Regions from separate parts of the Homo sapiens genome. Here region 2 is linked to region 1. A link is an interaction called in ENCODE POLR2A ChIA-PET data of the cell type or tissue named here. Cell type or tissue: A673. All regions are shown on one strand. Links, peaks and the distances in the headings refer to the core of each region. The heading gives the core; the rest is flanking DNA.

Evidence for each region. Peaks named below come from ENCODE experiments on the same cell type or tissue, not always from the same donor. Only the 100,000 strongest peaks of a DNase experiment are listed, where the experiment ranks them.
Region 2: POLR2A ChIA-PET joins it to region 1 with 12 read pairs; 8 of 35 experiments call an interaction of 5 or more read pairs at or near these places.

Annotation. Positions count from the first base shown.
Region 1 is chr12:95,239,454-95,254,964 of GRCh38, reverse strand. VEZT (vezatin, adherens junctions transmembrane protein) reads right to left here. Exons shown (of 12, transcript NM_017599.4): 2 at 2,894-3,025. Among named protein-coding and RNA genes, the nearest start is that of VEZT, 29 kb to the right of the region's middle. In A673, for the core only: no CTCF peak of the experiment used is centred there; DNase peaks (open chromatin) are centred at 5,784 and 8,254; H3K4me3 peaks cover 809 bases; H3K27ac peaks cover 3,946 bases.
Region 2 is chr12:95,078,535-95,094,045 of GRCh38, reverse strand. FGD6 (FYVE, RhoGEF and PH domain containing 6) reads left to right here. Exons shown (of 21, transcript NM_018351.4): 16 at 1,201-1,347; 17 at 2,237-2,339; 18 at 4,350-4,477; 19 at 8,138-8,266; 20 at 9,400-9,548; 21 at 12,490-15,511. The coding sequence ends at 12,526. Among named protein-coding and RNA genes, the nearest start is that of NR2C1, 13 kb to the right of the region's middle. In A673, for the core only: no CTCF peak of the experiment used is centred there; no DNase peak of the experiment used is centred there.

The DNA.
Region 1 (15,511 bases), core at 2,494-10,493:
GAATGAATTTAAGAATAATCACAGGAAAAGAAACCAGAAAAAGAGACAGAATGAATATTCATAGTAAGAATATCAGGGCAGACTACTTAACAACTACTAACAAGCATATGCAAAAATAAAGTTAAAAAAGAGAGAGCAATTAATGCTAAGGATGGTTTCATTAAGAACTCATAGAAAAACAGCTTTTCAGAGGAAATAATTGATACTTCATTCCTTGAACAGAATTTTGGGAGCAATTCTAAACATACATTCCCTGACAATGAGCTAAACAATACAACAAGTTTTCTAAAATTTAGCTCTCCCCAAATTAGGAAAAAAATTGGTCGGGCATGGTGGCTCATGCCTGTAATCTCAGCAGTTTAGGCCAAGGTAGGCGGATCACTTGAGGTCAGGAGTTTAAGACCAGCCTGGCCAACAAGGTAAAACCCCATCTCTACTAAAAATACAAAACTTGGCTGGGCGTGGTGGCCTGTGCCTGTAATCCCAGCTACTTGGGAAGCTGAGGCAGGAGAATTGCTTGAACCTGGGAGATGGAGGTTGCAGTGAACCAATATTGCGTCACTGCCCTCCAACCTGGGCGACAGAGTGAGACTCCGTCTCAAAAAAAAAAAAAAAAAAAAAAAAAGAACTTCGTTTTAGAAAAATATAGATCCTACAGTTAAAAACTTGTCTTAGAAATGTGCAATATGGCTGGGTGTGGTGGCTCACATCTGTAAGGCCAAGGTAGGAGGACTGCTTGAAGTCAGGAGTTTGAGACCAACCTGGGCAACATAGTGAGTGGTAATTTTTAAATCTTTACAAAAAATAAAGAAGAAAATTAGCTGGGCATGGTGGCACATGTCCGTGGTCCCAGGTACTTGGGAGGCAGAGGTGGGAGGATCACTTGGGCCCAGGAAGTGAATGCTGCAGTGAATTGTAATCACACCACTGCATTCCAGCCTGGGTGACAGGGGAAGACCCTATCTCAAATAAATAAATAAATAAATAAAATGAAGACAAAACAAACTTTCTAGACATATGATAATTTTTTTGAGATGGGGTCTTGCTATGTTGCCCCAGCTGGTCTCCAACACTTGGGCTCAAGTGGTCCTTCTGCCTCAGCCTCCCAAAGTGCCGGGATTATAGACATGAGCCATTGTGCCCAGCCTGGTAATTTTTTAAAACAACCTCTGGCTATGCTTTTTATTGTTCCTCAGTTTCTGAGGGGATTCAATTTTAAACTCTCACTTGACTTATTTATAAACTAGCAACAACATTTCTATATATAAAAATACTTGTCATAAATGACAATAATACCTATAAAACCCAAGTTTGTATCAAAACAAAACAAAACAAAAAATTAGAGGTCAATGACCATCTGCTGCTCTAAGACTATCCCCTGGCCATTCTTTGTTTTGTGTTGCCAAGTAACCTCAAATCCAAGCTTATTAAATAGCCTATTATATACAAACCACTTCCCAGGAACATTCACTCTTAAAAGGGGCACAGGGAAGAAATGGTATAAATGGAGGACTAGGAAAACTGGTTCTGATCCATGTGAGCTCTAACTCTCCTAACTCTCACCTTCTGGGTGTTAGTCAAAAAATTCTCTAGTGTTTACTAGACTATTACAAATGGGCCAGCTTGGTTACCTCACATTTTAGGTGTCTTTGTAAGAAGATTGGGGAAAGGATCCTTCTGCCAATCCATACTTTCCCTGTAAATGACTAATTGAAAGTTTTAAATGCTCCTCTCAATAGTGATAAAACACTGATTAAACTAGAATGCTCAAGGAATGAGGAAATTTGGTTATGTTTTTTCTATTAAATTACAATTCCTTTGGTTAAAACTAAAATATACTAGACATGTAGACAGAGGTTAAGAACATAAACTCGGAGTAAAGTACAGGTTCTAATCCCAACTCTACCTCTTACAAGCTAAGTAACCTATGATAATTTATAATCCTCCTATGCTTCAGCTGTCTCATCTAAAAATAGAGTAAATTTATTTTTTTTTCTTTGAGACACAGTTTTGCTCTTGTTGCCCAGGCTGGAGTGCAATGGCACAATCTTGGTTCACTGCCACCTCCGCCTCTCAGGTTCAAGCGATTCTCCTGCCTCAGCCTCCCGAGTAGCTGGGATTACAGGCGCCCGCCACCACGCCCAGCTAATTTTTCCATTTTTAGTAGAGACAGGGTTTCACCATGTTGGCCAGGCTGGTCTCGAACTCCTGACCTCAGGTGATCCACTCGCCTTGGCCTCCCAAAGTGCTGGGATTACAGGCGTGAGCCACCGCGCCTGGCCCATAAATTTCTTATTTTAGTAAACATGGCTAGCAGGACATAAATGAATCCAGAAAATGCATTTTGTAGAACATAATTAATGGAGATTTTTCTAGTATCTCGGCCTCAATGCTGGACATCGACTATGAGATATTTAATGTATAAAAGTATTTAATTCTATAGATAAAAAAGTCACCAGAAGTTATGCTCACTCCATTATCTACACCTGAAACTGTGTTTAAGAAATATCAATTTGCGTTCTTGTCATTCATGCTGTTTTTTAAAAAAAAGATTTAAAGAGAAAAATCCAGTTAGTAGAGGATTCCTATTAGTTGTGCTCTCATTAAAGTTTTAGTATATTTTTTTCGATTCTGTTTGGATAGCATCAATATTTAAATAAGTAATGTATTTTAATTCTCTACCAAATTATTTCCTCACTGGATATAAATTACCTACAAAGTATTCCAAAGCAGTAAGGATTCATGTTTATCTAACAGAAAGTTTTGTACTATTGATGAAATAAATAGTCTTACCAGTGTGAGGGAGGATATGGAAGTGCTTAAGAAGTATCTGAATAGCCAGTAAGGTAAAGTGCAAAAGATTCGGCCAGAAAGAATGAGCATGCGTTCTTACTTTTGGTAGGACTCTTGTAGGAGGCTTTTGTTGTCCCTCTGTTGTGCATTTTTCTGTTTTTGGTGACAAAGAAGAACATATTTCAAAGTCTGTGTGTCCCAGATCCTGTAAGTATTGGTAAAGTGGAGAATTCTGAAAAAGACACAAAATAAAGCAAATTTCAAGATCATTACTACTTCAAAAGTTTCGGGGGCCAAACTTAATACCAGACTTCACTATTGTGACCAGTATGTCCAAATTCTTTAAGGCTTCTTCTATAAGAACTGAATTATCTGTTATAATACAATGCCATTTAACACAAACAAATCAACAAACAATTCAACAGAGGAACCCAAAAAAGGAAAAACTCTAAATAAAACACACAGATTTTTTTTTTGAGTGAGTACCAGCAAGAAAAAATGAATTTAGGAATATAAATAGATTGTTAAGCAATTTCACTGTCCCAAATTTTATAGTCTTAGATTGCTTCAAAATAGCCAATGTTATAGATAACTCAAACGACAATGTTATTACTCAAAGCCAAGAATAATTAAACAATGATTATATTGTATGAATTATAATATTTTTATCATCTCATCATATTCCTTAATTCATTCAAGCACAAATACGTATTATCTACCATATGCTCAGCACTGTGAACAAACTTAAAACTCTTCAATAATGTTACCTTAGATAAGCTATATCTTACATACGAGCATATGACAAATAGAACACAGTATGGCTAACAAAAGCATTAGAACACAGAGGTTAAGAATACAATCTGCTGGGCACAGTGGCTCATGCCTGTAATCCCAGCACTTTGGGAGGACAAGGTGGGTGGATCATCTGAGGTGAGGAGTTTCAGACCAGCCTGGCCAACATGGTGAAATGCTGACTCTACTAAAAATATAAAAATTAGCCAGGCATGAAGGCTTGTGCCTGTAATCCCATCTACTCGGGAGGCTGAGGCAGGAGAATCGCTTGAACCCAGGAGGCAAAGGTTGCAGTGAGCCGAGATCACGCCACTGCACTCCAGCCTGGGCGACAAGAGCAAAACTCCATCTCAAAACAAACAAACAAAAACCAATCTACAGATTCAAATCCCGACTCTGCCTCTTACTAGCTAAGTAACCAGGAAATTTATAATCCTTTTGTGCATCAGCTGTCTCATCTAAAAATAGCAGTAATAGCACTTAGTTCATAGAGTTCTTATGAAAATTAAATTAATATAAAGCATCTGGGACAGTCCTTGCCACATAGTAAGCACTCCATTTATACTTTTAACTATATATAAGCTATGTGGAAACAGCACAGATTTTCAGAACAGACCAAAAAAAAAAAAAAATCACCCCAACCCCATCAAACAGAAATATCAATGTCACTACTGGATGAAAATCTACTGGACAACTATTTCTGAACAGCAAGCTTAAATTTTAACTTTCAACCTTCTCTAAAGCATACAGTTGGTGACATGTTTAAAAATAAATCTTGGCTGGGGGCGGTGGCTCACGCCTGTAATCCCAACACTTTGGGAGGCTGAGGCAGGCAGATCATCTGAGGTCAGGAGTTCAAGACCAGCCTGGCCAACATGGTGAAACCCTGTCTCTACTAAAAATATAAAAATCAGCCGGGCATGATGGCAGGTGCCTGTAATCTCAGCTACTCAGGAGGCTGAGGCGGGAGAATGGCTTGAACCTGGGAAGTGGAGGTTGCAGTGAGCCGGGATTATGCCATTACATTCCAGCCTGGGTGACAGAGCAAGACTTTGTCTCACAAAAAAAAAAAAAAATTAAAAAATTAAAAAAAAAAATAATAAATCTTGATTCCATTCAATGAAATATTTAAATCTCCAAAAAGACTACAATTAGGTGGGGGGAGGGGGGAGGGATAGCATTAGGAGATATACCTAATGCTAAATGACGAGTTAATGGGTGCAGCACACCAGCATGGCACATGTATACATATGTAACTAACCTGCACATTGTGCACATGTACCCTAAAACTTAAAGTATAATAATAATTAAAAAAAAAAGACTATAATTAGGTTTTAGAGATAAAACAACAGAAAAAAAAAAGAGCAACACAGTTAAAGTACTATGTGGCAAAATCTTAACTAAGTATTTTACTTTCATCTTCTCAGTTAAGGTTCACAACAATAAAAGTTATTATTATCATCATTATCATTATTATTTTTATTCCAATTCCATAGATGAGGAAACGGGTTCACTCAGTTAGAAAAAGCAGGATTATACTCTATTACCTAAAATAAGAAACAGTCCCTTCCATGTCTATTAAGGAAGACACCAAAAAGTTACTTATAGTTTAGTACAAACACACCAAGCAAGTTAACAATGTCAGGAAAGTATTTGGATACTATGGAAACAGGAGAGATACCTAAGATAGACCAAGACATTTAGGGAATATATTCTTGCATTCAGAAGAATAAGGAAGAGTGGGAATCTGCTGGACTGGTAGCAATTTGTGGAATATCAATTTGAGAGAACAGGAATTGAGTCAAATGCCTTTCTTTTAAGCTATGTTTAATCTCTTTTTTTAAGAAAAATATTTTTTAAAAAAGTAATATATCCCTCTACCAGATTTAAAATTTCTGGCAGCACAAATGGTTAATCTTGATATCACCCATAATGTATATTCAAATATTGCCTTGAATTAGTGAATCTGCATTTTCAAAGTGAACTGTGAACCCCACCCTGCTCTTGCCCCAGTGGGGGCAAAAGAACAAGAATGCCAGTTCATTTGTTTGGGCCGACCTTACATACTTTAAAAAAAAACATTGTTTTTAAGGCAGTAGAACCCTTTCTTCAAATGAACTCCCATGGGGAAGAACAATAAATAAGATGGATCAAAGGGAAGTTACTCTAACTCTGGGTCAGCAGCCTTTTTCGGTAAAAGGCCAGATCGTAAATATTTCAGACTCTGCAAGCCATATGGTCTCTGTCACAACTAATCAAGTTTGCTGCTGTAGTGAGAAAACAGACTCAGCCAATACATAAACTAATGAGTATGGCTATGTCCCAATAAAACTTTATTTATAGACACTGAAATTTGAACTTCATGTAATTTTCATATGTCACAAAATATTCTGATATTTTCCCCAGCTGTTTAAAAACATTTTAAAAACCTGCCATCCAAAAATGGGGGTACGGGTCACGGTGGCAAATCCGGCCCAAAAACCTTAATTTGCTGATTCCTGTTCTTTTTGTTTGTTTTCTGTTTTTCTTTTTCTTTCTTTCTTTTTTTTTTTTTTTTTGAGATAGGGTCTCACTGTGTTGTCCAGGCTGGCCTAGAACTCCTGGGCTCAAGCTATCCTCTGGCTTCAGCCTCGTGAGTAGCTGGGACTACAGGTGCAAGCCATCGTGCCCTCCTCTCCTAATAAAAGACTCAGTCAAAACCAGGAGACAAACTCTTGACTGCTAACTGTTCTCTGGCAAGAGACTTAGAGAGTCAAGATGAGTACAAACTTTTTATTGAGATTATAATGCCCTTTTTTACTGTACAGATAGCAGATGCTCTCTCATCAGTGACCCCAACGTCCTTTCCTTTTCCACTTTATGTCACAGATCACAAAATAACAAAATGTAGTATAGATTGTTTTTTAAAAAATGATAACCAGAAGAGAAACAAGAATACTTTTTTCTTCAAATATGTTCTGTATATAAGCTGAGGGCATATATACACATTCAGTTCGGATCACCATAATCTGGAACACTTGCTATTTCACATTTCACAATGACAGCACATTAATCATTCACTTTATATATCACAGATCATATCCAACAGTATCATGTGATACAGTAAATTCTACTAGTAGTTTATTCTGCTTTTTCTGCAAATACAATTTCTCATTAACTTTTTGGCTGGTTTCACAGGCTTCTTGTTAAAGGTGTGGCACACCCATTTGTGCTATATAACTATGAGTGATTCCTCAGTAGTTTTGGTTTCTTCCCCATCATTAGTAACAGATCAGTTTTATCCCAGAAAGCACTGTTTTACAGTTCTGGAAAAATCTGGCTTACCAAGGTGATCACCATACTTTGTTTCATGGCTGTATGTAACAAAGCATTTGTCAAAGTTTCATAGAAGACAACCTTTGGAGACTGAGGTGAATGTATTGCAGGTTTAATAAAATGTAATTTCTAGTTATCTACTATTATATTTCATATTTGCATTTTTCTATTTTTGGCTGTTAGTGCAAATCATATTACTTCCTAACACATGTAAACCCAGATACTGTATGAACACTGTGAACACTCAAGTTCTATTCATTATGCTTACATTAATTCTTTTAAAATGTTTAGGAATAAAATTGCTATCACTTTTTCTCCGAAACTGTCAAATAACTTGTATATTATTTAATAGATCTCAGAAAACCATATCCTAACCAGTAGTTCTCAAATTATTTGGTCTCAGCTCTCCTTATAATCTTAAAAATTATGGAGAGCCCCAAAGAGCTTTTGTTTACATGGACGTCTAATGACATCATATTAGAACTCAAAACTAAAATTTAAAAAAAACTTATTATTTTACTTGAAAATAGCAATAAACCTGTTACAATGTTAAACAACATATGTTAATGAAAAAATTCTCCAAAATGAAAAAAATTTATTGAGAAGAACAGATTGTTTTACACTTTTTGCAAATCTCTTTATTGTTTGGCTTAATAGAAAATTGCCGGATACTTATATCTGCTTCTGCATTCAATGTGTTGCAATGTATTGTTTTGGGTGAAGTATACAGAAAAATAAAGGCTTACACAAATAATATAGTTGGAAAGCCAGAAGTATTTTAATAGTCTTTTCTGATCATTGTAGTATCAAAGAAGAATAGCCGTACCGAAACAAGTAATAGTTTCAAATAGCTAAATGTTAACGTAGAATATGCAACCATCTGATGAGCTTTTTGTACTCTGTATACACACATGAGAATGACAGTGACAAAGGCAAATAATGTCTTAGTATTAAAACCTGATCACTCAACATAATTTATTTTGACTTTTTTTCTTTTACAGCAAGGGGAGGCTCCCTATTGCAACTGTTCTGACCACTATATTTTAGAGGTTTTGGGATATTAGGCTTATACACTAATAAATACAGGGAAATATTTATTTTTCATAAAGTATTAGATGGTAGCTTTAGAAAGGGGTGTTTTTGTGCAGAGGGTAAGGCAGAGTAGGTAGTTGTCTCTATTATGACTTTTCCTTGGTTCAAGCAAAATAAAACCGCAAATGTTTTATTTAAGTTGTTTTTTTGAAGAGAAATCATTAACACTGGATTCAAACTATAATTTCGAAGTATTGGAGAATGTTACTGATGCCAAAAGAAATATGAGAAACCTCAGACACAGCATGTGGGAGCTCCTCAGGAAATCTTTGTGGTTCACTATTCCTGTAAGTTTTAGCTGACAGAAAACACATATCATAACACCAGAAAGAATTTTGCTAAATGAAAAACAGCCAAGAACCTTTGGTTGTGCTAAGATTGTTCTGGTGGCCGAAACATTTTTGCAATAAAAATAAACAAAAATAGACAGGAAAATCCCACATTTTTGCTGAAGAAAGCTCTTTAAGAAAATGTCTCATCCAAGTCCTACACTACTGACACTTCTTGCCAGCCCTGCTCCCTGCAGGCCCCACATAAAGATATCAGATCTGGGTGGGTGCGGTGGCTCACGCCTGTAATCCCAGCACTTTGGGAGGCCAAGGCGGGTGGATCACTTGAGGTCAGGAGTTCGAGACCAGTTTGGCCAACATGGTGAAACCCCGTCTCTACTAAAAACACAGAAATTAGCCAGGCATGGTGGCACATGTCTGTAATCTCAGCTACTCGGGAGACTGAAGCAGGAGAATCCCTTGAACCCAGGAGGTGGAGGTCGCAGTGAGCTGAGATCCCGCCACTGCACTCCAGCCTGGGCAACAGAGCGAGACTCCGTCTCAAAAAAAAAAAGAAAAAGAAAAAAAAGAAAAGATATCAGATCTCCCAGATGTATAAAGTCCAACCATTCACTTATGGCAGTGCTTGTTTTCTACATGATTCATGATGTATTCTGTACAAGTGCCAGTGTCATTACTACATCATTGCTGGTTAGCTTTTATTTGAGACAGGGTCTTTCTCTGTCACCCAGGCTGGAGTGCAATGGCACGATCATAGCTTACTATAGCCTCAACCTCTGGAGATCAAGCAATCTTCCCACCTCAGCCTCTGAGTGGCTGGGACTACAGGTGCAAGCTACCATACTCAGATAATTTTTAAATTTATTGTAGAGATGGGGTCTTGCTATGTTTCTCTGGCTGGTCTCCAACTCCTGGCCTCAAGGGATCCTCCTGCCTCAGCCTCCTGAGTCACTGGGATTATAAGCATGAGCAGTTCTACCTGGCTACAGTGCTTTTATTATTAGCTTCACTCTTTTAAACTGCTTTAAACTCTTATAGATAGAACAAGTTGTAAGCTTTCAGGTCTTGGGCCAGAGAAGAATGGGCCAAAGATGGCAGAATTAGGCAACTGATTCAATAATAAATACTTACTGAACATCTTCCATGTCAGGCAACATGTAGGCACAGGGGATAAAACAAAACAGGAACAGTTTTTCCCAAAAGAGTTTTATCTTGTAATACTTCTGATAAAACCACGGTTCATCAAGCTTTCAACATTATCAAGGAAATATTGAGTGCTCTGGTACTTTCTAGGTATGCTCTGTTTCCAGAAAAATCCTCTCCCTGTTTCAGCTTCCTTAAGTACAAAGTAAGAATGCTATGGGACTCTTAAACTTGTTCAGGTAGTAAAACAAAACTCACGACACTCTGAGAAACAAGATAAAAGGTGGTATTTTTATTTTTTATTTTTTGAGACAGAGTCCCCCTTTCACCCAGGCTGGAGTGCAGTGGCACGATCTTGGCTCACTGCAACCTCCACCTCCCGGGTTCAAGTGATTCTCCTGCTTCAGCCTCCCAAGTAGCTGGGATTACAGGCATGCGCTACTACACCCAGCTAATTTTTTGTATTTTTAGTAGATATGGGGTTTCACCATGTTGGCCAGGCTGGTCTTGAACTCCTGACCTCAAATGATCCGCCCATCTCAGACTCCCAAAGTGCTGGGATTACAGGCATGAGCCACCTTGCCTGGCCAAAAGTGGTATTTTAAAATACAGAATTTTGTGCTAAACCAAATGTCATCTTATGCTACAAAATAAGCTAAATACAGAGTATGGAAATCCTGTAGATCAAATTATTTAGTTTCTATGACTCAAGGACATATCTAAATAAATAATGAAATGCATTTGTCTTTAAAAAAAAAAAACACACCAAAAAAAATTACCAAATTTCTTCAACAAATAAATGACTTTTAAAAAGGTGAGAGGCAGGAGACTGAGGTGGGAGGGAGGATGGTTTAAACCTGGGAGGCAGAGGTTACAGTGAACTGAGATCACACCATTGCACACCAGCCTGGATGACAGGGCCAGATCTTGTCTCAGAAAAAAAAAAAAAGAGGCAAGAGGGTGGGGAAAGACTAAAGTGACGTATCACCCAAATGCAACGTAGGGACTTGTTTTGGATTCTGCTTGGAACAACTGTAAGAAGGCATTTTTGAGAATTTAAGGAAGCCCAAACACAGACTAGGTATTAGATATTAGGAAATTATTATTAATTTTGTCAGATGAGATAATTATATTGGGGTTATCATTATTTATTTATTTAGAAACAGGGTCTCGTTCTGTCACCCATGCAGTGGTGTGCATAGCTCACTGCAGCCTCAAACTCCTGGGCTCGAGGAATCCTCCCACCTCAACCTCCTGTGTAGCTGGTACTACAGGTATGTGCCATTATGTCCGGCTAATTGTTTTTTATTTTAGAGACAGGGTCTCACTATGTTGCCCAGGCTGGTCTCCAACCCCTGGGCTCATGTGATCCTCCCACCTCGGCCCAAAGCACTGGGATTATAGGTGTAAGGCACTGTGCCTGGCCAGAGTTATCTTGAAAAAGGAAAAAAAAAAAAGAGTTTTTAGTCTGTTTTGTGTTGCTATAACAGAATACTTGACACTGCATATTTTATAAAGAAAGAAGCTTACTTAGCTCATAGTTCTGCAGGCTGGGAAGTTCAAGAGCATGCCACTGGCTTCTAGCAAGGGCTCTGCTGCCTAGATATAATATGGTAGAAGGTCAAAGCGGGAGTGGGTATGTGCAAAGGGGCCAAGCCCTAAGAAAGTCCTTACTTTATAACAACCTGCTCTTTCAGGAATTAATCAGTTCCCAAGAGAACTAATTCAGTTTTGAGAGAGCAAGAACTCACTCACTATTGTGAGAATGGCACCAAGCCATCCATGAAAGTGGAGCCTCGTGACCTAAATGCCTCCCATTAGGTCCTACCTCTTAAAGGTTCTACCTCCCAACATCGTAGCATGGCAATTAAATTTCAACATGAGTTTTGGCAGGGACAAACCACACCTAAATCACAGCAAGTACTTGTCTGTTAGAGATACATACTGATACATTTACAGGTGAAATTAGGTAATGTCTGATATTTGCTTTATTTTTATTTATTTATTTATAACAGGCCAAATGGGAGTCACATGGTATTTGCTTTAAAATACACCAAGAAAAAAGATGGGGGAGGGTGAGAGGAATAGATGAGACAGTTTGGTAAAATGTTAACAGCTGCTGAAGCTGAAGCTGAAGCTGAGTGATGGGTAAATGGAGCTTTTTTTTTTTTTTTTTTTGAGATGGTGTCTCACTCTGTCACCCAGGTTGGAGTGCAGTGACACTATCTCTGCTCACGGCAACCTCCAAGTGATCCTCCCATCTCTGTCTCCCAAGTAGCTGGGACCACAGGCATGCACCACCACCCTCAGCTCACTTTTTGTATTTTTGGTAGTGATGGGGTTTCACCAGGTTGCCCAGGCTGGTCTGGAACTCCTGAGCTCAAGTGATCTGCCCACCTCAAACCTCCCAAAGTGCAGGAATTACAGGCATAAGCCACCAGGCCTGGCCATGGAGTTTTCATTGTAGTATTCTCTCCCTTAAAATACATTTTTAAGGTCTATAATAAAAGTCTTTTAAAAATCAGATGCTAGGTTTTCCTAAAGTCTGGTATAAAAGGCTTAAGAAAATACTATGGAACAAAAATGTAAACTTGAAAAAATTCAACTTATTATTATAATCTGGGGAAAATATCATTTTACTGATTTTTTTTTTTTTTTTTTTTGGTGAGATGGAGTTATGCTCTTGTCACCCAGGCTGGAGTGCAATGGCACCATCTCGGCTCACTGCAACCTCCGCCTCCCAGGTTCAAGTGATTCTCCTGCCTTAGCCTCCCAAGTAGCTGGGATTACAGGAGCCAGCCACCACGCCCAGCTGACTTTTGTATTTTTACAAATACAGGGTTTTACCAGGTTGGCCAGTCTGGTCTCGAACTCCTGACCTCAGGTGATCTGCCTGCCTCAGCCTCCCAAAGTACTGGGATTACAGGCGTGAGCCACCACGCCCGGCCCATTTTATTAGATTTTAAAACACTCCACACGTAGTCCCAGCTACTGAGGATGCCTGCTTGAGCCCAGGAGTTTGAGGCCGTAGGGCCTATGATCACACTTGTGAATAGCTACTGCACTCCAGCCTAGGCAACATAGCAAAATCCTGTCTCTAAAAAAGAAAAGAAAACAAAACAAAATAAAAACCAGAAAAAACCCATTAGAGTCTTACAAACTTCTATCTAATAGTCTCAGGTGATTTTATTTTTATTTTTATTTTTTTTAGAGATGGGGTCTCACTATGCTGCCCAGGCTGATCTTGAACTCCTGGCCTCAAGCGATCCTCCCACCTTGGCCTCTCAAAGTGCTGGGATTACAAGTGTGAGCCACCATGTCCAGGTCAAACTTCCATCTAGTAGTGGTACTTCCATAGTAGTGGTAGTTTTAATGTCTATTGAAAGAGAATACGACAAAAAGCAAATGTTAATATAGATAAGATCTAAAATAAATTTATGAGTTAATCACATGTGTATCAACTAGTGTAACTTGTACATGTGCTATTTTTTGTGTTTATTTTTAAAAAATTCAGAAAATGATGAGCAAGTATTTGGACTTGCAAACTTCCTGCAACAATGTCTACGCTTTTTAATATTTTCGCCAAGGTCAACAAATATCAAAGGTATCCTCTAGCAACATGATTTCAAGTTGCTAGTCTCAGTGGAGGCACAAATAAGTGTCTACTTACCTGTCAATTTGAATTATTCACATTTTCTTTCCACAAACTAATGTAAAGTTCATGGAATAAACTATTCTCAATTATGTGATTTTTCTGAGCCATGTTTTAAAATCACCATTAAACAAGACAGTTAAAAACAAAAAGTAGAAACAAAAAAACTACTATGTTCTTATAAAGCAGTGGTTCTCAAAGTAAATCATCACTGCACAACTCCCCCTCCCCACATTTGGCAATTTCTGGAGACATTTTTCATTGTTAAAACTGAGGGGTGTGCTAGGCAGGGTAGCTCACTCCTTTAATCCCAGTACTTTGGGAGGCCAAGGCAGGAGGAATTGCTTGAGGCCAGGCGTTTGAGACTATCCTAGGTAATATAAAGCAAGACCTTGTCTCTACTAAAAATAAAAAAATTAGCCAGAAATGGTGGTGTGCGCCTCTGGTCCCAGCTACTTGGGAGGCTGAAAGTGAAGGATTGCTTGAGCCTGGAGTCAAGGCTGCAGTAAGCCATGCAAGACTCGTCTCAAAACAAACAAACAAAACCTGTTGGCAAGGCACGGTGGCTCACACCTGTAATCCCAGCACTCTGGGAGGCCAAGATGGGTGGGTCACTTGAGGTCAGGAGTTTGAAACCAGCCTGGCCAACATGGTGAAACCTTGTCTCTACTAAAAAAAAATACAAAAATTAGCCGGGCGTGGTGGTGCACATCTGTAGTCCCAACTACTTGGGAGGCCTGAGGCAGGAGAATCACTTGAACCCGGGAGGCGGAGGCTGCAGCTGAGATAGCGCCACTGCACTCCAGCCTGGGCAACACAGCAAGACTCCGTCTTAAAAAACAAAAACAAAACAAAAAAATCCCCAAAAAACTGTGGGGTGGATGTGAGCAGCGCTACTGGTATCTAGTGTGTAGAGATCGGGATGCTGCTCAACATCCTATATTGCACAGGACAACCCTCACAAAGAGTTATCTGGCCCAAAGCATCAATAGTTCTAAGGCTGAGAACCTGTTTTTGAGTATAAGGAATCAAAGATTGAAAAAATCACAAAAAAATATGTAGCCTAGCAGCTGCTTTCATTATTTACTTTTTATTTTGGGACGATGACTGATTTGAAAAGCAATGACCAAAATGGAAAATTAGCTGTTTTTCCATGACTTGCAATGCTCAACAGCCTGTTGCAAAAACAGGCTTTCTAAGAGTGAAATGAGTTACCTTCGAAATAACTGCATTAGAATTTATGCATTGAAATTTTAATCAGCTACTAATATAAAACCAAAATAATTATAGCACTTGGTTACACTAAGTATTGTGATAATCAATATGAACCTTTAAATAGGCTAAGAAATGTTATTACAGTATTAAAAATATCTGAAGAAAATAATTTTCTATATAACATCGTTTTACTCCAGTAGAGCCTTAAATTTTAAAAACTTTAAGAATAGCTGAGCTAAGCTGTTGGGAGATTATTTCTACATAAACTTCATGCTCATCTAACTGAACTTCAGTCTTCCAATAAAAAATTTTCCTTATTTAAAAAATTATGTTGGGGTGTCAACATAAGAAAAGAAGTGCAAATCTGACTATCTGGGCCATAGATATTAACTAGGAAAGTTAGATATCTCAATAAACCTAGCCTCTTCCACAAATGGCACTTTACTGAATGGTTTCTTTTGGATATTGACACACTATTAATATCAATACTACAGGTCCACAATCCAGCACATCTACTGGGCTAAGAACAGTCAATGATTGTCTATCTTCCAACTCAGTAGTCATTGTTGCAATGTTTCTGTTTTCCTCTTTCTTTTCTTCCTTCCTTCCTTCCTTCCTTCCTTCCTTCCTTCCTTCCTTCCTTCCTTCCTTTCTTTCTCTCTTTCTCTCTCTGTCTCCTCTCTCTCTCTCCTCTCTCTCTCTCTCTCTCTCTCTCTCTCTCTCTTTCGAGTCTCCCTCTGTTGCTCAGGCTGGAGGGCAGTGGCACAATCTCAGCTCACTGCAACTTCCACCTCTCAGGTTCAAGTGATTTTCCTGCCTCAGCTTCCCGAGTAGCTGGGATTAAAGGCATGTGCCACCACACCTGGCTAATTTTTGTATTTTTAGTAGAGATGGTGTTTCACCATGGTGGCCAGGCTGGTCTCAAACTCCTGACCTCAAGTGATCTGCCCTCCTTGGCCTCCTAAAGTGCTGGGATTACAGGTGTGAGCTACCGTGCTGGGCCTTATGTCACTTATTCTGTCTGTCTGAACCCTCCGAGCTCTTCACACTAGCCCTGATGCACCCTTGAGACTCTCTCCTTCCCTTTATCAGAAGAGCTGATCTCAGAGCCATATACCCTTTCAGAAAAGCAATTTGTAGTCTGCACTAACTAGTGGCCAAATTCTGATTCTGATCCCTCACACTATCTATTCTCTCTTGCAGATGGCAATGACTGAGT
Region 2 (15,511 bases), core at 3,911-11,910, 160 kb after region 1:
CTGGGATTACAGGCATGCACCACCACGCCCAGCTAATTTTGTATTTTTAGTACAGATGGGGTTTCACCATGTTGGCCAAGCAGGTCTCAAACTCCTGACCTCTGGTTTTCCGCCTGCCTCGGCCTTCCAAAGTGCTGAGATTACAGGCATGAGCCACTGTGCCTGGCCAATAGCCCATATTTCTTTTTTTTTTTTGTTGAGATGGAGTATTGCTCTGTCGCCAGGCTGGAGTGCAGTGGTGCAATCTCGGCTCACTGCAACCTCTGCCTCCCAGATTTAAGTGATTCTCCTGCCTCAGCCTCCCAAGTAGCTGGGACTACAGGCACGTGCCACCATGACCAGCTAATTTTTGTATTTTTTTTTTTTTTTGAGACAGAGTTTTGCTCTTATTGCCCAGGCTAGAGTGCAATGGCACAATCTCGGCTCACCACAACCTCCGCCTCCCAGGTTCAAGCAATTCTCCTGCTTCAGTCTCCTGAGTAGCTGGGATTACAGGCATGCGCCACCATGCTAATTGTCGTTATTTTTAGTAGAGACAGGGTTTCTCCATGTTGGTCAGGCTGGTCTTGAACTCCCAATCTTAGGTGATCCACCCGCCTCGGCCTCCCAAAGTGCTGGTATTACAGGCGTGAGCCACCGCGCCTGGCAATTTTTGTATTTTTAGTAGAGACAGGTTTTCACCATGTTGACCAGGATGGTCTTCATCTCCTGACCTTGTGATCTGCCCACCTTGGCCTCTCAAAGTGCTGGGACTACAGGCGTGAGCCACCATGCCCAGCCAATGGCCCATATTTTATCCCCATCTTTTTTGTTTGTTTGTTTTTTGAGACGGAGTCCCACTCTGTTGCCCAGGCTGGAGTGCAGTGGGACAATCTCAGCTCATTGCAACCTCCACCTCCCAGGTTCAAGTAATTCTCCTGCCTCAGCCTCCTGAGTAGCTGGGATCACAGGCACCCGCCACCACACCCGGCTAATTTTTGTATTTTTAGTAGAAACAGGGTTTCACTGTGTTGGCCAGGCTGGTCGCAAACTCCGTACCTCATGTGATCCACTCGACTCGGCCTCCCAAAATGCTGGGATTACAGGCGTGAGCTGCTGTGCCTGACCCTCATCCCCATCTTGGTAGTGTGAGATGCCACTGCCGAATAAAAAGGCAGGCAGTGTGCATGGAGATAATCAGAAGTTGTTCTTCTTCCACAGGCAGACTCAGAAAATAAAGAAGAAGTTAGTCCTCTTGGATCGAAGGCTCCCATCTGGATTCCTGATACCAGAGCCACAATGTGTATGATCTGCACAAGCGAATTCACTCTCACCTGGAGACGACACCACTGCCGGGCCTGTGGAAAGGTTGGCGATGATAACACCCATCTCCATTGTGGTCTTTACTGTCTCCAGGCTGTACATAGTGAGGAAGCATATTTCCCCTCATAAACCATTATAGTTCAAGAATAACAATAACTATTATTATTATTATGTTAATGGTAGCAAACATGAATGGTGTTTTCTCTAAATATTTAGGGGGCAGGGGCAATCTTCTTAGTGAACTTCCACCCTCCTACTTCAGAGTTACATTAGAACATCAGTAATAACTGATTCAAAAACAAAATCTAACAAATCCACAATTAAACAGGCCCTCACATTTACAGCTATTATTTAAACTGCATCTCTCTAGTACTAAGTATCCATAGTATTCAGTACGGGGAATGTTCAGTGTTGAAGTTATCTCTAGTGATGTTTCTAAGCCTTCATGATCTCATTAGTAAAATGGGTGTAGAAACAGTGACATCAGAGAGTCACTCTAAAAATTAAATGAGGTTGTATTTAGAGAGCATTTAGTATGGAGCCCAAAAACTTGGTAGAGTTGCAGAGACGTGGTCGTTGCTGCAGCAGTGATTATGATGATGACAGTGCTGGTGATCAGTATACCTCACAGGCCTTTTTGCATGCCAGGTACGGTTCTAAGCATTTTGCATATATTAACTGCTTTACTTTATTATTTTATGTAGTCAGCCCTCTGTAAGTAATCATCTGTGGCCCCTTCATCTTTCAAGTGTGGTACTATGCATTAGTTCACTATATGCCTGAACTCCAGAGTTATTATTGAGACGAAGTGAGACTCAGTGACTCTGAAACTGTTTTGAAAAGTGGATAGCACTGTAAATTGTAACATACTTTATGGTGTAGAAACACAAGTTATTCTAATGAAATTAATGACATAATTCCAATGTGTTTTCAGATTGTATGCCAAGCTTGTTCGTCTAATAAGTATGGCTTAGATTACCTGAAAAATCAACCAGCAAGAGTATGTGAACATTGTTTCCAAGAACTGCAGAAATTAGGTAATATATAAGTAAGGATTTAACCAAAAATTCCTTTATTCCCCAGATGCTTTCAAACAACCTTCTGAGAGAAACACCTTCGGTACATTAGCAATATGATTGTTGATACTTATCTCCAAATTTGTAGTAAGCTTTCTTAATTCATATTTTGTTGTAATTCTGGGAGAGGTTGGGCTGAAATTTGGTTTCAGTCTGTGTAAAAGGTTTTGCTAAGAAAACTGTAGAAATGTAATTACAGGGTAAAACACTTAAAACAGTAAAAGGGAACTTTAACTTTCAAGTAATTTTGAAGTCTATAGTTTCACATGATAGTGTGCTCATTACAAATCATTTTATCTATATGTAAAGTAATTCTCTTTACTTAGGTGGCACTTCGTTAGCTTAATTCTAGTCAGTTAATCTGATTTAGTGAGATGTTAATGTACATCTGAATGTGCAGCTTTTTGACCGAACACAAAAATGATACTTCCTATTTCCCTGCTCATTATTTGCAGGTATCCTCCAGTAAAATGAATGCAGCTTAGCAGGACTGCTCAGGTCTATGTTTTGGGAAGAGATTTTTAGTTAAATTCCTGAAACCTGTAGGATCTAAATTTTATTTATATATATTTTTTGAGATGGGGTCTTGCACTGTTGCCCAAGCTGGAGTGCAGTGACACAATATGCAACCTCTGCCTCTCGGGTTCAAGCGATTCTCGTACCTCAGCCTCCTGAGTAGCTGGGATTACGGGCACGCGTGACCACGCCAGGCTAATTTTTGTATTTTAGTAGAGACGCGGGGCGGTCTCACCATGTTGGCCAAGCTGGTCTCGAACCCCTGACCTCAAATGATCCACCCGCCTCAGCCTCCCAAAGTGCTGGGATTACAGGCATAAGGCACCACGCCTGGCCAGGATCTAAATTTTTGAAAGTCTGTTCTTCATTTCCCTGAAGGATAGCTTTTCATTAGCAAGGAGGAATTTCTAAGTGGATGACATGGTATTTCAGAGTCCACATATTTCTAGATGAATAATTTATTATTATTTGTGTACATTTTCCAAGAAGACCCATCCATCTCTTCCTTTATGTTCCTCTCTTTAGTCTGGGTATATGGTATAAGCTGCAAACATTCAAAATTCGTCTTTGAATTCTCCTTCCTCATCACCTATACCCATTTGGTCAGTAACTCTTGTCAATTTTATCATCAAAAATCTTTGTCTTGATTTCTCCATCCCAGCCCTAATAAGGCCTTCGTTATCTCTCATCTAGACAACTATAATAATTTCCTAACAAGTTTTCTTGCTGTTAGTCCTTTCTCCTTAGTACTGCCAGATATAATCTATTTTTCCAAATTTAATCTGCTCATGTCACTCCCCAGCCTAAAACATATAAACAACAGTCCAGTTTGCTTCAAACCAGCCCCTTTTTTTTAATCTGGCCTCATTATTCTCCAGATAGATGATTTAATTTCATACCTCTCTGCCTTTGCTCATGCTGACCTCTTAGCGCACAGTGTTCCTCCTGCTTGTTTTAACCTGGCAAATTCCTACTTACTCCATCATGGCCAGCTTTTATCTTATTATCTTCTCAGCTTTCCCTGAACCCTCTGCAATCAGAATTCATTACTTCTTCATCCGTGTCCGATAGCCCCCTTTTTTAAGCTGCTTTGTTCATTGTAGCTGGTCTAGTATCTAGACACTTAACAATACCAGGGTTCTTTGGGGTTTACGGCAGTAGGGAAGGTTTTTTGGATTTTTTTTAAGTTGGTAGTATAGTCACGTGTTTCATAATTCTAAAGGCACACAAGAGTAATCCTTTCACATAAAGTTCAAAAAGTATAAAACCATAGATAGTAGAAAGTCTTCCTGCCACTCAACTCCCAGCCATCCATTGTCCTTTTCCAGGAGTTATCAATGTTGTTTCTTAGTGTCCTTCCATGGATATTTTATGCAACAGTGTTTATGGATTTGAATGAAATTGAATTGCAAAATGCTGAGCATTGCCTACATAAGCATGCCTGATTTGTTCTAGATCACCAGCACTCCCCTAGGATTGGATCTCCTGGAAATCACAAATCTCCTTCAAGTGCCTTATCATCAGTCTTACATAGCATTCCATCAGGGAGGAAACAGAAAAAAATCCCAGCTGCTCTCAAAGAAGTAAGTGTTTCCATTAAATTTGCAATGTGATAGAGGCTGAATTATTCATATGCATATAATACACCGTTTTTCTTTCATAAAGGAAGATGTCATTTCCCACAACTATTAAGTCATGAATTTTAATACTGATGATGGATGTGGCTGATGCCTCACAATCTTGCTTGGTCTCCCGTCTGACCTAAGTCATTTAGAAAATGGCTATTGAAAGGTTTAGAGAACATTTAATAGCAGTGATAGAAAGTAAAGATAAGTTGGACACACATGAATTTTTTAAAATGACTTTGAGCAAGATCCTTGCCAGAGGGAAGAAGTCCACAGGATATTTTGGGCATTTTGTTAGCATTTAGTGATCTGCACGGTTTATTTGTAGGCATTGGTTGGTTATGCACAGCTGATATCACTGATAGTAGGTTGTCTTTCCTTTAAACTTCCTTTAAAAGAAAACTTTAAATAGTGATAATAGCCTGTATGCTTAGACCTGCTAATGGTGTAATCCACAGACTTTGTTGATATCCTATCCCATTTCCTCAAATTTAGATGTCAAAGAACAAACAGCATTGCCATTTTGGCTACTCCGTTATGATCAGTTTATTAGTGAGGTCCGCCTGTGCTAGTTTTGTGGCCAGCAGAGTAGTTTTTAATTTGGTTCTCTTGCTTTTTTACTGAGGAGGTGTTCTAGCATACATAGTGGAAGGAAAGAACTCTAAAAATTTGATCAAGATCATGTTTCTTATGTAAAGTTACGAGTATATTCCCAGTTGAAACACAGTGTTTTAGAGGTTCATGGAAATTACAGCACGTATCCATACTTCGTTTCTTGTTATGTCTGAATAATATTTCATTGTTTGTGTATACCACAGTTTATCCACCCATCTCTTGTTGAATATTGGGTTGTTTCCACCTTTTGGCTATTACGAATTATGCTGACAGAAATATTCATGTGCAAATTTCTGTGTGGACATATGTTTTCATTTATCTTGGGTTTATACCCAGAAGTAGAATTGCTTGCTCATATGGTAATTCTATGTTTAACTTTTTGAGGAACTGGGAAGTTGTGTTCTTATTCTAGTAATGTTTAAAATATTTTTAGAAACTCCTCTTTTTAGAATTACATTTAGAGCCTCAGTACTCTCAGTAATGGCAGACTACAGCTTTTGAGTTGGAGTTGGATTATTTTTTTTTAATTTTCATTGCTTCTGGGGTACCTGTGGGTTTTGGTTACATGGATGAGTTGTATAATGGTAAAGTCTAAGATTTTAGTGCACCCATCACCTGAGCAGTATACAGTGTACCCAAAATGTAGTTTTATAGTCCCTCACCCCCACAACCCTGATTTATTTTGTAAATAATCAAATCATTGGAAGACATGTTTTGTGGATCAGTTAGGTGATTAAGTTGGTGAACACCAGTTTTATCTTTGAAAATATAGGTCTAGTCATGGCTATTCAGTATTATGGTTGATCTTCTTGTGTGGCTACTAAACTGGTCCTAAATTGGTATAAAGGAGAAATGTAATATATTTTGAGCAACATTAATAACAACTTAGATAAGAATATAGTAGGATTCCAATGTAACTATATTTTAAGCAAAATCTCATTTGAATGTTAAACATTCTAGTTGGATTTTTTTCCTCTTTTTTTTCACTGAGATAGGAAACAATTCTAGTTTTTTAAAAAATTACTTGGTAGTCTTTATAAGGATGTATTTATATAAACCTACTGTTGCTTAACAAATATTTCTAATTTAATGTTAGATCTTAAATTTCCCACTAAACAATATATAATTATTTTCATGAAATTTATAAGAAATTAATATAATTAAAGATACACTTTAAAAATTCACAGAGCGCATGTGTATTAGTTTTCCATTTCTGCATAATAAATTACCACAAACTTAGCAGCTTAAAACAACATACATTTATTATCTCCAGAGTCCAGGCATGGGTTAGCTGGGACTCTGCAGGGCTATAATCAAAGTTTTGGCAAGTACTGAGTTCTCATCTAGAGGCTCATCTGGGAATTCATTTCCTTGTACTTGCAAGACTGGGGGCCTTGCCTTCTTACTAGCTTTTGGCTGGAGGTCCTCAGCTCCTTGCCATGTGGACCTCTCAACATTGCTACTTTGTTCAAAGCCAGCAAGGAAGAAAGTTTCTAGAGTGTCTCCTAACAAGACAGGGCCATATATAAGGTAGCTTGATCATGGGAGTGACATCCTATCACCCTCACCAAATTCTTAGTTAGAAGCAAGTCGTAGGTCCTGTCCACACTCAGGGGGAGGAGAATGTACAGCAGTGTGACTCTCTACAGCAAGGGTCATGGGAAGCCACCTTAAGCGTGTGCCTGCCATACCATTACTAAGGTAGATCCTAAACATTTTGTTATTTATCTACTCCTACATTTTTAAGAACACAGCTTTTAATAACCATTATTAGAGTCAATAGGCCAGGCACGATAGCTCATACCTGTAATCCCAGCACTTTGGGAGGCCAAGGCAGGCAAATCAACACCAACCTGGCCAACATGGCGAAACCCTGTCTCGACTAAAAATACAAAAATTAGCTGGACATGGTGGTGCACGCCTGTAATCCCAGCTACTCGGGAGGCTGGGGCACGAGAAGTGCTTGGACCCAAGAGGCAGAGGTTGCAGCGAGCTGAGATTGTGCCACTGCACTCCAGCCTGGGTGACAGAGTGAGACTGTCTTAAAAAAAAAAAAAAAAAAAAAAAGGCCGGTGTGGTGGCTCACGCCTGTAATCCCAGCACTTTGGGAGGCCAAGGCGGGTGGATCACAAGGTCGGGAGATGGAGACCATCCTGGCTAACATGATGAAACCCCATCTCTACTAAAAATATACAAAAAAAAAAAATAGCCGGACGTGGTGGCAGGCGCCTGTAGTCCCAGCTACTCGGGAGGCTGAGGCAGGAGAATGGCGTGAACCTGGGAGGTGGAGCTTGCAGTGAGCTGAGATCGGGCCACTGCACTCCAGCCTGGGTGACAGAGCAAGACTCAGTCTCAAAAAAAAAAAAAAAAAAAAAGAAAAAAAAAATCAATCAGTAAAAGCTTACTGTCTTTTTGCATAGAGATGAAAACATTTTCAACTTTTTATGAAGTAAAAATTAGCCTCTTTTCTTTCTTACTATAATTTGGGAAGCAAAGATTGATTCTTAAAATGAGCTTCCTTAATAGTAGAATTTTCTGTTTATTATTCTGTTTGTATGGTTTTTAGAAGTCCAAAAAGTTTTTTAGGAACAGAATTAAAGGTTCAAATAATTTTCCCTGATGCCCCAAAATAAGAGCAATAAAAAACAAATCCCCAAGTCCCCAAATCCAGCTTTTAGAAAAGCATTTTAGTCTTCTGGAACTATTTTTCTTCACCTGCCAACCCAGAAAACACAGATGAACCCACCAAGAAACATACGCAAACACGTGCAGGCACAGTTAAACCAAGTAAAATTCTATAATTGCCTCTAACATGGTTGTCTTCTTTTTTGTGCTCATGTTAATAGCAGAGTTCAATTTGTATAGTAGCACTTTGAAAATATATTTCATTCTGAAACATTCTATCATTACAGTTATTGCTTTCAGCACCTATTGGTTGCAAATAATTTTGCTGTTATAATTTGTCTGAAAACCATTAAACTTTGTATGGGGTTTCTTATCTAGGTATCAGCAAACACAGAGGATTCTTCTATGAGTGGCTACTTGTACAGATCAAAGGGCAATAAAAAACCCTGGAAACACTTTTGGTTTGTCATAAAAAATAAAGTACTATATACATATGCTGCAAGTGAGGTAAGATCTGAAATCTAAAGATGAGTAATTTGGGGTTTTGTAATGCCAACTGCAAGTAATTACAATATTTTAAAAATCCATTTATTTTACATAAGATTTTTTGCTTTGCTTTTGGATGGGGGAGGTGTTGTTGCTGTTATTTTTAATGTGAACAGTGTTCTTGCTTTGTACCTGGAGAGCTCTTTCTCAAATGTGTTAGGAATTTTCCATATTATTAAAATGCAATTTTTGTGTGTGTCGTGTGACTACTAATTACTTTACTAAAGGCAGAGCTGCCCCCAGGTGCACTGGCTCACACCTGTAATCCCAGCACTTTGGGAGGCTGAGTGGGGGTGGATCACCTGAGGTCAGGAGTTCGAGACTAGCCTGGCCAACATGGCGAAACCCCGTCTCTACTAAGAATACAAATATTAGTGGAGTGCCTGTAATCCCAGACACTTGGGAGGGTGAAGCAGGAGAATTGCTTGAACCCGGGAGGCAGAGGTTGCAGTGAGCTGAGATCGTGCCACTGCACTCCAGCCTGGGCAACAGAGAGACTCTGTCTCAAAAAAAAAAAAAAAAAAAAAGGCAGAGCTGTGTTTCTTTCTGCCAAGCTCTCTTGAGTGATACTCCCTTTACTGTCATCGTTAGATTGCATTGATCTGACAGCAGCATAGATAAGATAGGCTTTTTTGGATTATAAACAATTCTAGCAGTTTACTCTAATTCTGTCCTTTTCTCCTACCTGATCACCCTGTGTTCCACCATCCTATGAAAACACTGCTGTAGGGTCCACACTTTTCCTTAGTGAGATCCAGGTGAATAGCTTACCTTTCTGAGCTGTTTTCTGCATCCATAAAATGAAAGTAATATAATCACGTGCCTTCCTTGGTTTAGTGAGGATGTTGTGAAATTCAGTAGATGTGAACATGCCAGAAATTGTGTGCCACAGTGCCTGGCATATAGGGTACCTAGGGAGGGAGTGGCTCAATGAATATTATTGAATAAATGAGAAGTGAGTAAGTTGTTAGAATTATCATTACCTTATATGTGAATAATTGAAATTAAATTAGAGCTATGTAGATCAAGAGTTTTCAAATCTGAATTTTGTCTCAATCTAAAAACTTTTCTCCATTTGTATGTTTTTAAATTAGGACGTGGCCGCTTTGGAGAGTCAGCCTTTATTAGGATTCACTGTTATTCAAGTTAAAGATGAGAATTCCGAGTCTAAAGTATTTCAGTTACTGCACAAAAACATGTTATTTTATGTATTCAAAGCAGAGGATGCTCATTCGGCTCAGAAGTAAGTAATCTGGCCATATTTTTCTTTTATTCATGAGATTTCAGTTTTTTAATGGTTGCTTGTAAAATGACCTACTTTAAGGCATGGGGACAACTCAAAATTTACATCAGAGATTTTAATTAGAAAGATTTAACGTATTATTTAAACTCTTCAGAATTGTTTTAAAGACAAGGCAGGGGTATCTGGAATATTTTCAGGAGGCAGAGGGGAAAAGAAAATAGGTAGTCCTATACAAAGTATTTTATCTACACGTGATCTCAGAGGAAGCAGCGTGATGCTGCTCTGCTGAAAGGAAGGAAAGCTAAGGCATTTGACCTCTCCTTCTATGAGGGTAAGAATCTTCCCTTGAAACATTCCAGGACTTTGGCAATCCAGCGATTCATTTGTGCCATGGAACAGCAGGAGTTTAAACAGCTGCTCGCTAACTTCTTTGGGGAAAAGGTCAAACACATTAAGAGACTCCCATGCTGTTCCAGTGACTGAGTAGAAGGAAATGGCTATCAGTTTAGATGGCAAAGGCTGAAACAGTCTCCTCAGAATTCCAGCAAGAATCTTTACTTAGATGTTATCAGTTTGCTTAACATAGAGATGCGTATCTACCTCTGTGAAATTAGGTCTCTTTTGAACAAAATAGTTCATCATCTCTCATTTGATTTTTACCTTGGCTTCACAAAAGAATACATTTTTGTTTTCAGGAAGAGGTGTTCATGTGTTCTCCACAAGCTTAAAAGTGCATGAAAATAAAAAAGAATGCTTTGAGTGAGCAAAGCTTTTAGTTTCTTAAGACAGTTAAGATTAATGTACCAGAATTGCACACATCCCTGAATACCAGCCAGGCACAATGTTACACACACTCTGTAAGACTCTTTTTTCAGTCTATTTTAGGATATCCAACAGTATATAGCTATTCTTCCAAATATTTTCCTTTGGCTACTGGAGAATATTTTTAAATTATGTCACTTAACCATCTTTTCTATAAAAATTATTTAGACAAAATAGTAATTGCCCTAATATTGTCAGATATTAGCTTTCTTACAATTTTCATCAAACTGAAAAAAAGTACTGCTTTTCAATATATGTCATCTTTTGCTTATATCATTGAGTTGACAAGATAGAAATGCCACCAAGACAGAATTACATGTAGTTAGGTAAAGGAAGTCAGTTTACTTATAATTTAGAATTGACCCAGGCTAAATTATAAATTTCTCTTTATTAATATCATATGGATTGCTTTTTGAAGTACATGACAGAATATTAAAATGTATTAATTTTAGTGGGAAAAAAGCCTTGCTATGGCAGTATAACATGCTATTTATGTTCAATATTAAATTTTTGAAAATTCCTTAAAATTTGAACTGAATCTGTTATAGGTTGCTTTTACAAAATAATTAAACTGAGTGATTTCAAGTGTTCATAGTTCTCTGGACTCTCTTCTGTGTGTGTGTGTGTGTGTGTGTATGTGTGTGTATATATATATATATATATTTTTTTTTTTTTTTTTTTTTTTTTTTTTAATGGAGACAGAGTCTAGCAATGTTGCCCAGGCTGGTCTGAAACTCCTGGGCTCAAGCAGTCCACCTATCTCAGCCTCTCAAAGTGCTGGAATTACAGGTGTGAGCCACCATGCCCAGCCTACATAAAATAATACCGTAAGAAATGATATTTCCATAAGAAAGAAGAAAAAGTTCAGAAGCAATTACATTAGTAGGGAGGAAAAAGACTACTCTCAAGTATCTTCTGAATAATTGCAGCTGTGTATATTGTCAGATAAAACTTTGAGACTAAAGAATTTTGGAAAGATGTCTGTGAAACTTTGAGAAGCTCTTTTTTTTTTTTTTTTTTTGAGACAGTCTCGCTCTGTTGCCCAGGCTGGAGTTCAGTGGCGCAGTCTCAGCTCACTGCAACCTCTGCCTCCTGGGTTCAAGCAATTCTCCTGCCTCAGCCTCCCAAGTAGCTGGGATTACAGGCGCACACCACCACGCCCAGCTAATTTTTGTATTTTAGTAGAGACAGGGTTTCACCATATTGGCCAGGCTGGTCTCGAACTTCTGACCTCAGGTGATCTGCCCAACTCAGCCTCCCAAAGTACTGGGATTACAGGCATGAGCCACGGCGCCCAGCCGAGAAGCTCTCATACAGCATGCAAACTTTTGATCAACACTAGATGCCAGATTCCTTTTAATTGCAAATCTTGAAACAGGTCTGGATTAGGGGATATACAAGGAAACTCTGATAGCTAGAGTTAAGGTAGGAGGAGACAGGGAACTAGTGTTCCTAAAAGCACTGAGTCCAAATTCCAGATAAAAAAGAAGTTGTAATAAAGCCTTCACTGAAATATCAACTTCCAAAATAAATTAATTGGTAGCATCAAGACTTCATAGAACCTTTATACATGAAATGGTCCCTTCCTTATGCCTATCAGAAATGAGAGGCACACTTTCCAGGCTAAATTTTGGACCAAATTACCAAATAAAGGGTAGTTCCATGTATGCAGAAGGCCAATTTGCTGCAAGAAAAGATCTTACTGGCCGGTCACGGTGGCTCACGCCTGTAATCCCAACACTTTGGGAGGCCGAGGCAGGCCGATCACATGAGGTCGGGAGTCCAAGACCAGCCTGACCAACATGGAAAAACCCCGTCTCTACTAAAAATACAAAATTAGCCAGGTGTGGTGGCACATGCCTGTAATTCGAGCTACTTGGGAGGAATCGCTTGAACCCAGGAAGCAGAGATTGTGGTGAGCCGAGATAGCACTATTGCACTCCAGCCTGAGCAACGAGAGCAAAACTCTGTCTCAAAAAAAAAAAAAAAATACATATATATATATATCTTACCTATGTTGTTATGGTAATGAGGACCACAGGCCCAGCTGTCATCTATATGGTGTTCACACGTCAGATGATTAGGTTTTACAAATCTAACCGATTTCTCTTATCAATAGGTGGATAGAAGCATTTCAGGAAGGCACAATATTGTAGCAGTATTGGTTTCATCTCTTCTGTGATTCCAAAGAGGTGGAATTTCATCAGAATGGAGTAAATGCAATTCAAAAATTGTATAAAAATGAACACTGCCAAGATAAAGCCAACCAGACCCTTCATCAAAGAAATTGTTTTGTTAGGTATAAGCAATTTTTAAAAGGTGTTTGTTTTTTCATTTATGTTATTTATTAAAATTTTGATGTTTACTTAATGGTCAGAATTATTTCTGAGACACACTGAATTCTAAAGTACCATTTCTTTAGAGACCAGAAAAACTATCTTAATACTGTATACTGTATTAACTATTCGTGACATAGTTCACACTGTTTTCTTACCTTACATTGTAACAATCTTACTGGTGGAAAGTCTTTGTAAGGAAAAAACACATAGCAAGGAGCAAATTTCCACAAAGTGCTTGGTTTAGGAATTGTGATTATTATAAAACTGCTGATGAAAAAAATGCATGTCTTTGAATCAATAAACTTGGGTGAATATTTGTATCTTTTAGTGGAAAAACATGGCCAGCTTCTACCTCAGTAACTGTGAACTGAAATTTCAGTAAATTATCTAAAGTATTTCTGTTGTTAGGTACCTCTTTGGCAGGAGTTAATATTACATCATCAAAGAATTATAGCAAAGAGATAGAATCTGAATTTTTTAAAACTGTGAGTAGGAATGAAGATGTTTTTATTTGCAGAATACCACAAATAACCAACTCTTCCGGCTTTTAAGTCCAATCTTTTAAAAAATCTACCACTTCGAAACAAACATAAATGTATCATTTTTTAAAATAGCAAAATATAGCAAGCATTATGTCACATAATATTCCCTGCTATTATAAGAGTTCTGAGCCCAAGTCAATGATGATATTTGTATCTATAAGTAATGTTACATTTCCAAAAATATTGTGCATTACAAATGGAACTGGAATTACTATATCAGAAAAGCATAATTATAAGCCAGTAATAACTGAAATTCTATAGTATTCATTTTCAAAAGGTCTTTTTCTGCCAGTTTGTGATATCCTCCCTCCTAATTAAAAAAAAAAACAACAAATCCTTTCTCTATAAGCAGCTATCAGCACACCTCCTTAGGAAAGATTTAGATTCATAATTCTGGTGCACTTACTGTTTAACATATGAACTACCTTGCACATACAATTGTTGATTAGCAGAAGAAAATGAAATAACACTGTGATAAAAGCCATCCCTGATGTTCACAATACACAATTTATTAACTAAGTTTAAACTATAAATTATCTTAACTGCCATGAGCGGTGGCTCACACCTACAATCTCAGCATTTTGGGAGGCCGAGGCCGTTGGACCACCTGAGGTCAGGAGATCGAGACCAGCCTGGCCAATATGGTGAAACCCCATCTCTATTAAAAATACAAGAATTAGCCGGTCGTGGTGGTACATGGCTGTAGTCCTAGCTATTCAGCAGGCTGAGGCAGGAGCATCGCTTGAACCCAGGAGGCAGAGGTTGCAGTGAGCCGAGATGGTGCCACTGCACTCCAGCCTGGGATGACAGAGCGAGACTCCATCTCAAAAAAAAAAAAAAAAAAAAAATTGAACAGCAAGGTTATCCATATAATATTTCTTTAAAGGGTACAAGAATTTTCCTTTCTGCCTCTAAATAAAGGATTTCCTAATTCAGTGTGATCCTTAACAGCAACCATGAGGATTACTGAGTGCCTTTCTGGGGCCTTTTGAATGCTGTTTGGTACAGCACCAGAGTCCCTACTAGATCTAGAGTTGGCTGCTATAGTTTTTTGTGGCGATTTTTTGCCATGGAGTCATTTGAACCTCATACACAATCCTAACATGCCATCCCCTTTCTGTCATAGCAGGTACACTAAAATTTCTTTGTAGCTCAATTTTATATAATCAAGATCACATAAATAAGGCTTCCATGTTAGAATCGTTGCAGTTTTTAGTGTATTCCTTTTTGGAGGCTAAAGTTGTACCTTATAAACTGTTTCTGCGTCTGGCATTTAGCAAGACAAGTTATTTGGGTTTTCTTTCCCTCCTCTTGAGCTCTCAGCCTTCTGACTACAAGGTTTGGCTTAAGCCTTATAATCTAAAAAATATCAGCCAGGCTATTCTATCTTCTAAGACCTGGCTGAATCATGAGCCAGTTCTAAATCTAAAGAGAGTGAGAGAGGGAAGAAATCTGGCACAAACTTACAGTCTCTTTAATTACATGTAAAATGCATGTGACTGTATTACCTATTGGCTTAGCCCCATGGAGGGTTTAGAAAAATGTGTAGTCTTTGTGGAAGCTATCCAATTATCCTTCTCCCAAAAAGATGTTTTAAATGTGGAATAGTATTACATTCCCCTGCCCCTTTATGAGTCCTTCATAACTTACTAAAGCTGACCAATTGTTATTTATGTAACCTGGCTCATTCATTGTCAACTAAGAACCTAATTATATGCAATTTATTGTAAAAAAAGCTATAAAAATATATTTTGCTAGTATTTTAGAGGAAAAATGATATTGGGCACAGTCTATAAATGGGGAGAAAAGTTAAGTAGTATCTAGATTCCAAGGATACTATATTTATTATACAGATATGTGTGCCTGTGCTTCCATCAAACCCTTTTTCAGGTATCTCCTTTTAATTCATAAGGAGGAAAGAGTAGGGCATTTATAAAGCTAAGCTAAAAATGATGCTAAGCATAACGTAGATGAGACGCCAGGCTGAACCAGGGGAAGGCTGGCATTGTTAGTGTCCCCAACTAGCAGTCCACCTTTATCTGTGGCAGCTATAAATGTACAGGACCCATCAGAGTCCTAAGAAAATGAGAGTAATTATCTCTGGCATCATCCACATTTCCGACTCTTTCCAATCTCTTTTCCCTTTTTCTGTAATGTACCCAGCATCCCCCTATTGTATTTTGGTTGCCCAAGATTCTTGATTCTTTGAGTGTGTAGTAGCATTTCTTAAAATGAGATCATCAGACCAACCCTTGATTCA